Regions from separate parts of the Homo sapiens genome. Here region 1 is linked to region 2. A link is a loop called in an ENCODE intact Hi-C map of the cell type or tissue named here. Cell type or tissue: body of pancreas. All regions are shown on one strand. Each heading gives the region's core, and the rest is flanking DNA. Links, peaks and the distances in the headings are about the cores only.

The links. A loop is a pair of places that touch in the nucleus more often than their neighbours do. Peaks named below come from ENCODE experiments on the same cell type or tissue, not always from the same donor. Only the 100,000 strongest peaks of a DNase experiment are listed, where the experiment ranks them.
Region 1: a loop joins it to region 2, with 2.4 times the contacts of the local background. A loop is called at or near these places in 63 of 110 quality-filtered maps.

What each region holds. Positions count from the first base shown.
Region 1 is chr9:110,223,416-110,226,232 of GRCh38, forward strand. No RefSeq gene overlaps it. Among named protein-coding and RNA genes, the nearest start is that of C9orf152, 17 kb to the left of the region's middle. In body of pancreas, for the core only: no CTCF peak of the experiment used is centred there; no DNase peak of the experiment used is centred there.
Region 2 is chr9:110,179,391-110,182,207 of GRCh38, forward strand. No RefSeq gene overlaps it. Among named protein-coding and RNA genes, the nearest start is that of C9orf152, 27 kb to the right of the region's middle. In body of pancreas, for the core only: no CTCF peak of the experiment used is centred there; a DNase peak (open chromatin) is centred at 1,396.

The DNA.
Region 1 (2,817 bases), core at 254-2,753, 44 kb after region 2:
TTTACTTTGAATTTTTTACCTATAAATTCTATTTTGAATTTATAGGTAAAGAATGATAGTAATATTTTCATATTACAATCATTATTATCAATATTATCCATCTGAGATAATAATCATTTGCCTCCCTGTTTTTATCTATTTGGCCATTCTAGCACCAAATTTCAAAAGCATTTATAGTACTTTCCATTGTTTTCTTTAGACATTGTGCAGTCAGTTAAGCAAAGATTGCTTAAAGAGGACACAAAAATTCTTGGCTTAATACTGTTGTTTTTCAAGCAATTTAAGCCAATATTCCTAGCCAGTATTGACTTACTATTTTTCAATATCATCAATTGTTAACTGTTGACTAACCTACTCACCTTTTCCCGCCAGTTTTAGTAATTGCATATGTGCTTCCTTTTTATGCACATGTGATGTTTCATATTCCTTTAATGAAGAATCTAGATTACTAAATTCTAGTGCAGAATCTAGTTTAGTTAGTCATCAATACACACCTTGGCCAAAGATAATCCTGAAAACTAGGTTTGTCAGACACATAATGGGAATACAAAAATGCTTTTCCTTGGACTTAGAATATAAAAGCCAGTTTCTACAGGGTCTTTCTCTGCGCTTTAAAATGTAGGTTTTATTCTTCAGGTATGCTAAGGCCAACAGATCAGGAGATGACTGCCATTGAAAAGACAGTTTGTTATTCACAGTTCCAAGAAGAGAGGTGATATGGTTTGGCTGTGTCCCTACCCAAATCTCATCTTGAATTGTAGCTCCCATAATTCCCATGTGTCGTGGGATGGACCCAGTAGGAGGTAATTGAATCATGGGGGTGAGTCTTTCCCATGCTGTTCTCATAGTGGTGAATAAGTCTCACGAGATCTGATGGTTTTATAAATGGGAGTTCTCCTGCACAAGCCCTCTTTGCCTGCCACCATGTAAGCCTTCCCTTTGCTCTTCCTTCATCTTCCGCCATGATTGTGAGGTTTCCCCAGACATGTGGAACTGTGAGTCCATTAAACTTCTTTCCTTATAAATGACCCAGTCTCAGGTATGTCTTTATTAGCAGCTTGAGAACAGACTAATACAAGAGGACATGCCACACAGGTAAGCACCAGGGTTGGTCAAGAAGCAAAAGGAGTGAGGAGAAAACATATGCAAGAGCCTGTACTGTGGTTTCTACAGGAAGGAACAGATGAGGCAGGGTAAGCAGGTTTAGAATTGGCTAGTTTGAATAATTTCAGTGGTCTCTAGGGGTATAGGGGCTGTCCCTAGTTGCCTGGTACCTGGCTCTGGGGTGACCAGGGTAGGTGGATAGTGGCCTTGAGTGTAAGAGCAGGATGTGGGATACGGGCTCTGGATCAGTAGGTTAGCATATGAAAGACAGCTCACAGACGAGTCCTTTACTCTCCCTAGGAATTGGCTGGCTAGCCTGTGGAGGGCCAGTCTCCCAACAGTCAGTAAGACCCTAGATGTCAAAATAACAGAATAAAAAGTAATGCTTAATACCCTCTTTTTAGAAGAACTAGTGTTAGATAATGATGTGGTTTGGCTCTGTGCCCCCACCCAAATCGCATCTCAAATTGTCATCCCCCCGTGTCAGGGGAGGGACTTGTAATCCCCACGTGTACAGGGAGGGACGTGATTGGATCATGGAGGTGGATCCCCCCCACCATGCTGTTCTCGTGATAGTGAGTGAGTTCTCATCAGATCTGATGGTTTTATAAGCATCAGCCATTTCCCCTGCTTGCTCTCACTCCCTCCTGCTGCCTTGTGAGGAAGGTGCCTGCTTCTTGCCTTCCACCATGATTGTAAGTTTCCTGAGGCCTTCCCAGCCATGCAAAACTGTGAGTCAATTCAACCTCTTTCCTTTAAAAATTACCCAGTCTCAGGTATTTCTTTATAGCAGTGTGAAAAGGGACTAATACAGATGAAATAGCAAATTTTCTGTTATGATTATCTGAGGAAAAATCATAATGATTAATTTGAAGCACATTTTGTTTTGCCGCAAAGAATCTCATGCTGTCAAAAGGAGTAGGATCAGTTTCCAGAATCATTATCCAACAAACCTAGTGACACTCCAGAAGTTCTAACTTTTTGACCAGTTTGCTGATTTCATGGATATAATTTTCTCTATCTTGCAAGGTGCAGCCCAGAGTTACATTTGTTCCTTCTGAATTATGTATTTGATATGAATAATTCTCTTTTCTATCTCACTTTTACTTTGGCTCTGTGTCCCCACCCAAATCTCCTGTTGAATTATAATTCCCAGTGTTGAGGGAGGGACCTGGTAAGAGGTGATTGGATCTTGGGGGTGGATTTCCCCCATGCTGTTCTCATGATAGTGAGTGAGTTTTCACAATATCTGATGGCTTAAAAGTGTGTGGCACTTCCCCTCCTCACTCTCCTTCTCTCTCTTTCCTGCCACCATGTAAAGAAGGTGCTTGCTTCCCCTTCACCTTCCACCAGGATTGTAAGTTTCCTGGGGCCTCCAAGCCTTGCTTCCTGTTAAACCTGCAGAACTGTGAGTCAATTAAACTTCTTTTCTTCATAAATTACCCAGTCTCAGGTAGTTCTTTATAGCAGTATGAGAATGGACTAATACAGTAGCTAAAGAATCATTTACCAGATAATTTGAAGTTGCTAAGATTGAATCTGACTTGAAGTTCAAGTTGTGAATTTGATAAGAATAAATACCTGTTTTATTTTCATGAGTAGTGTTCATTCATAATTTACAATACCTTATTTCTGAACTTTACATGCTCAATAAAGTCTGAACTTTACATGCTCAATAAAGTCTGCTAGTTTTTATTGTTGCCAGTTTTAAAA
Region 2 (2,817 bases), core at 54-2,553:
AGGAGGTTAAGGGTGCAATGAGCTACGATCATGCCACTGCACTCCACCCTGGACAACAGAGCGAAATCCTGTCTCAAAAAAAGAAAAGAAATACTGCACTGACACACATGGCCACAGAGGATGATCATGTGTATAAAAATGTGGAAAAAGAACTCAGGAGAGCTAGACTTTAACATAAAGATGTCTTAGGAATACCTTTAGACTTTAACACAAAGATGTCTTAGGAATACCTTGGCCAATTTATTTTGTTTGTTCTTCCCTTTTTTATGCATGCACAAGAGTGATGTATCATAAATATCTATATTTAAATAAGCCCAAAGGAGCTATTCAATGGGCACAAAATAAACATTCTCAGTGATCAGAGGGTATTGGGTTGTGGTCTAAATGGCAGTGCTTTTTCTTAATGGTTATATTTAGAAATTCAAATTCCAATTGATGGCGTATGAGATTTGATGAAATGTGGTAATAGGGCAGCTACAACCTATTACAACTATATGCTAAGTCATGTTATTCCTCCCTTTTCACTTTTAAGAAACTGAAGCACAAATAGTTGAAGTGATGACTCGCATAAAGTCATCCGTATCTAGGCAGTCTTACCAAAGTCAGAGTTCTTAACCACAGAACTGAAAAGAATTATCAGTGAGGCAAAGACATTTTAACTTTGTGTTGAAGCTCGAACAAGAGACTATAGTCACCTCTCCTCTGTATTGTGTTGAGAACAACACAATTTCTCTTTATACTGAGAATGTGGTTTGGGGAAGAGCTTGAGCTTATTACACCTGGAGCCTATCATCTCTCTAAAGGTAGTAAGGGGCCAGGTGCCATGGGTCACACCTGTAATCCAAACACTTTGGGAGGCCGAAGTGGGTGGATCACTTGAGGACAGGAGTTCAAGACCAGCCTAGCTGGGTATAGTAGTGGGGGCCTATAATCCCAGCTACTCAGGAGGCTGAGGCAGGAGAATCACTTGAAACAAGGAGGTGGAGTTTGCTGTGAGCTGAGATCATGCCATTGCACTCCAGCCTGGGTGACAGAATGAGACTGTCTCAAAAAAAAAAAAAAAAAGTAAGGGAGCTAGGATGCATAAGAAAACCCCTAGTGACAATTCTAAGTGTCTTTGTAGCATCTGCAATTGCTTAACACATTCTTCCTGCCCACTGCAGAGAAAAAACCATCTTGCTGAGACCATGGTATTGCAGTAAAGAGTGTAATTAATGCAAGGCTGGCCATGCAGCAGACAGAGTTATTACTCAAATCAGTCTCCCCAAAGGCTTGGGTTTTTCAAGGATAGTTTGGTGGGCAGGGGGCTAGGAAATGGGGAATGTTGACTGGTTGGGGATGAAATCATAGGGATGTGGAAAATGGTCCTTGTGCACTGAGTTCACCTCTGGCCAGGGGCCACAGTAACTGTTGAGTCACAAGTCACATGGATCCAGACAGAGTCAGTTGGTTGCCAGAAATGCAAAACTCTGAAAAACATCTCAAAGACCAATCTTAGGTTCTACAATAGTGATGTTACTTATGGGAGTGATCGGAGAAGTTACAGATCCTGTAGCCTCCAGAACAATGGCTGGTGTAAGTTAATGAATGTGCTTTGGTCAAGGATAGGCCAAGGTAGGATGTTTATATCCTGTATGACTCAGCGAGTTTGTAGTGCAGGTGTGTAACTCTGCTTGTTATAATGTAAACACAGCTATGTAGCCATAATATGGGAAGGCCATCACTTGGCTCTATGCCACTATTGTCTGTAAAAGGTATAACTGCCCTGCTGACACTGTACAGATGCTCACACCCTAAGAAAGAGAAAGAGTCAAAGCTGACTTTGCAGATAGACAGAGGGGAGCCAGGACACCGCTCAGCTTGCTCGTGCCCAGAGAGAGAAAGAGTTAAGCTGCTGACCCTGAAGGGCGAGCTGGCCATGCAGCCGTGCATGGGAGCTGCCAGAGCAAGCAGCCAAGACAGAGCAGACAGTGTAAGAGAGCTGCTGATGAGACAGTGTAAGAGAGCTGCTGTATTTCACCTACCTACGGCCCCCCAAATGTTCTTTCAGCTATCTGCCATTTATCCACCCACTCCCTTCGGACCTCAGCATGGGCTGGAACCGGACCCTGGACCTAGCCGCTGGTTACCATTTAACTACACCTATATCTTAGCAGAATTCAGGCCCCTCTTGTAATCCTAATCTTGTGGCCTTTCATTAGTTTTACAAAGGTGGTTTAGTTTAGGGAAGGGCTATTATCATCCTTGTTTTAAACTATAAAATAAATTCTTCCCATGGTTAGGTTGGCCTACACCCAGGAATGAGTGATAACAGCTAGCCTGTGAGGTTAGGGGCAAGATGGAGCCAGCCATGCTAGATTTCTCTCACTGTCATAATCTTTGCAAAGGTGTTTTCAAATCTCTATATCTTTTGACCCAAAACTGGTTAGGAACAACACAGAGCAGGTGTGTATGTGACCAGCTGGGTTCATTCTAATTTTTTTTTTTTTTTGCAAAGCTTTTTAGTAAAGGGTCAGATAGTGAATATTTTAGCCTTTGTGGGTCATAGAGCCACCCAGTTCTGCCACTGTCACCTGTAAGTGGCCATAAACAACATGGAAATGAACTAGTGTGGCTGCGTTCCAGTAAAACTGTATTTATGAACATAAAAATTTTCATTTTATATAATTTTCACATGTCACAAAATATTTTTCTTTGATCTCTGTCAACCATTAAAAAATGTAAAATCGGGCTGGGTGCGGTGGCTCACACCTGTAATCCCAGCACTTTGGGAGGCCGAGGCAGGCAGATCACCTGAGGTCAGGAATTCGAGACCAG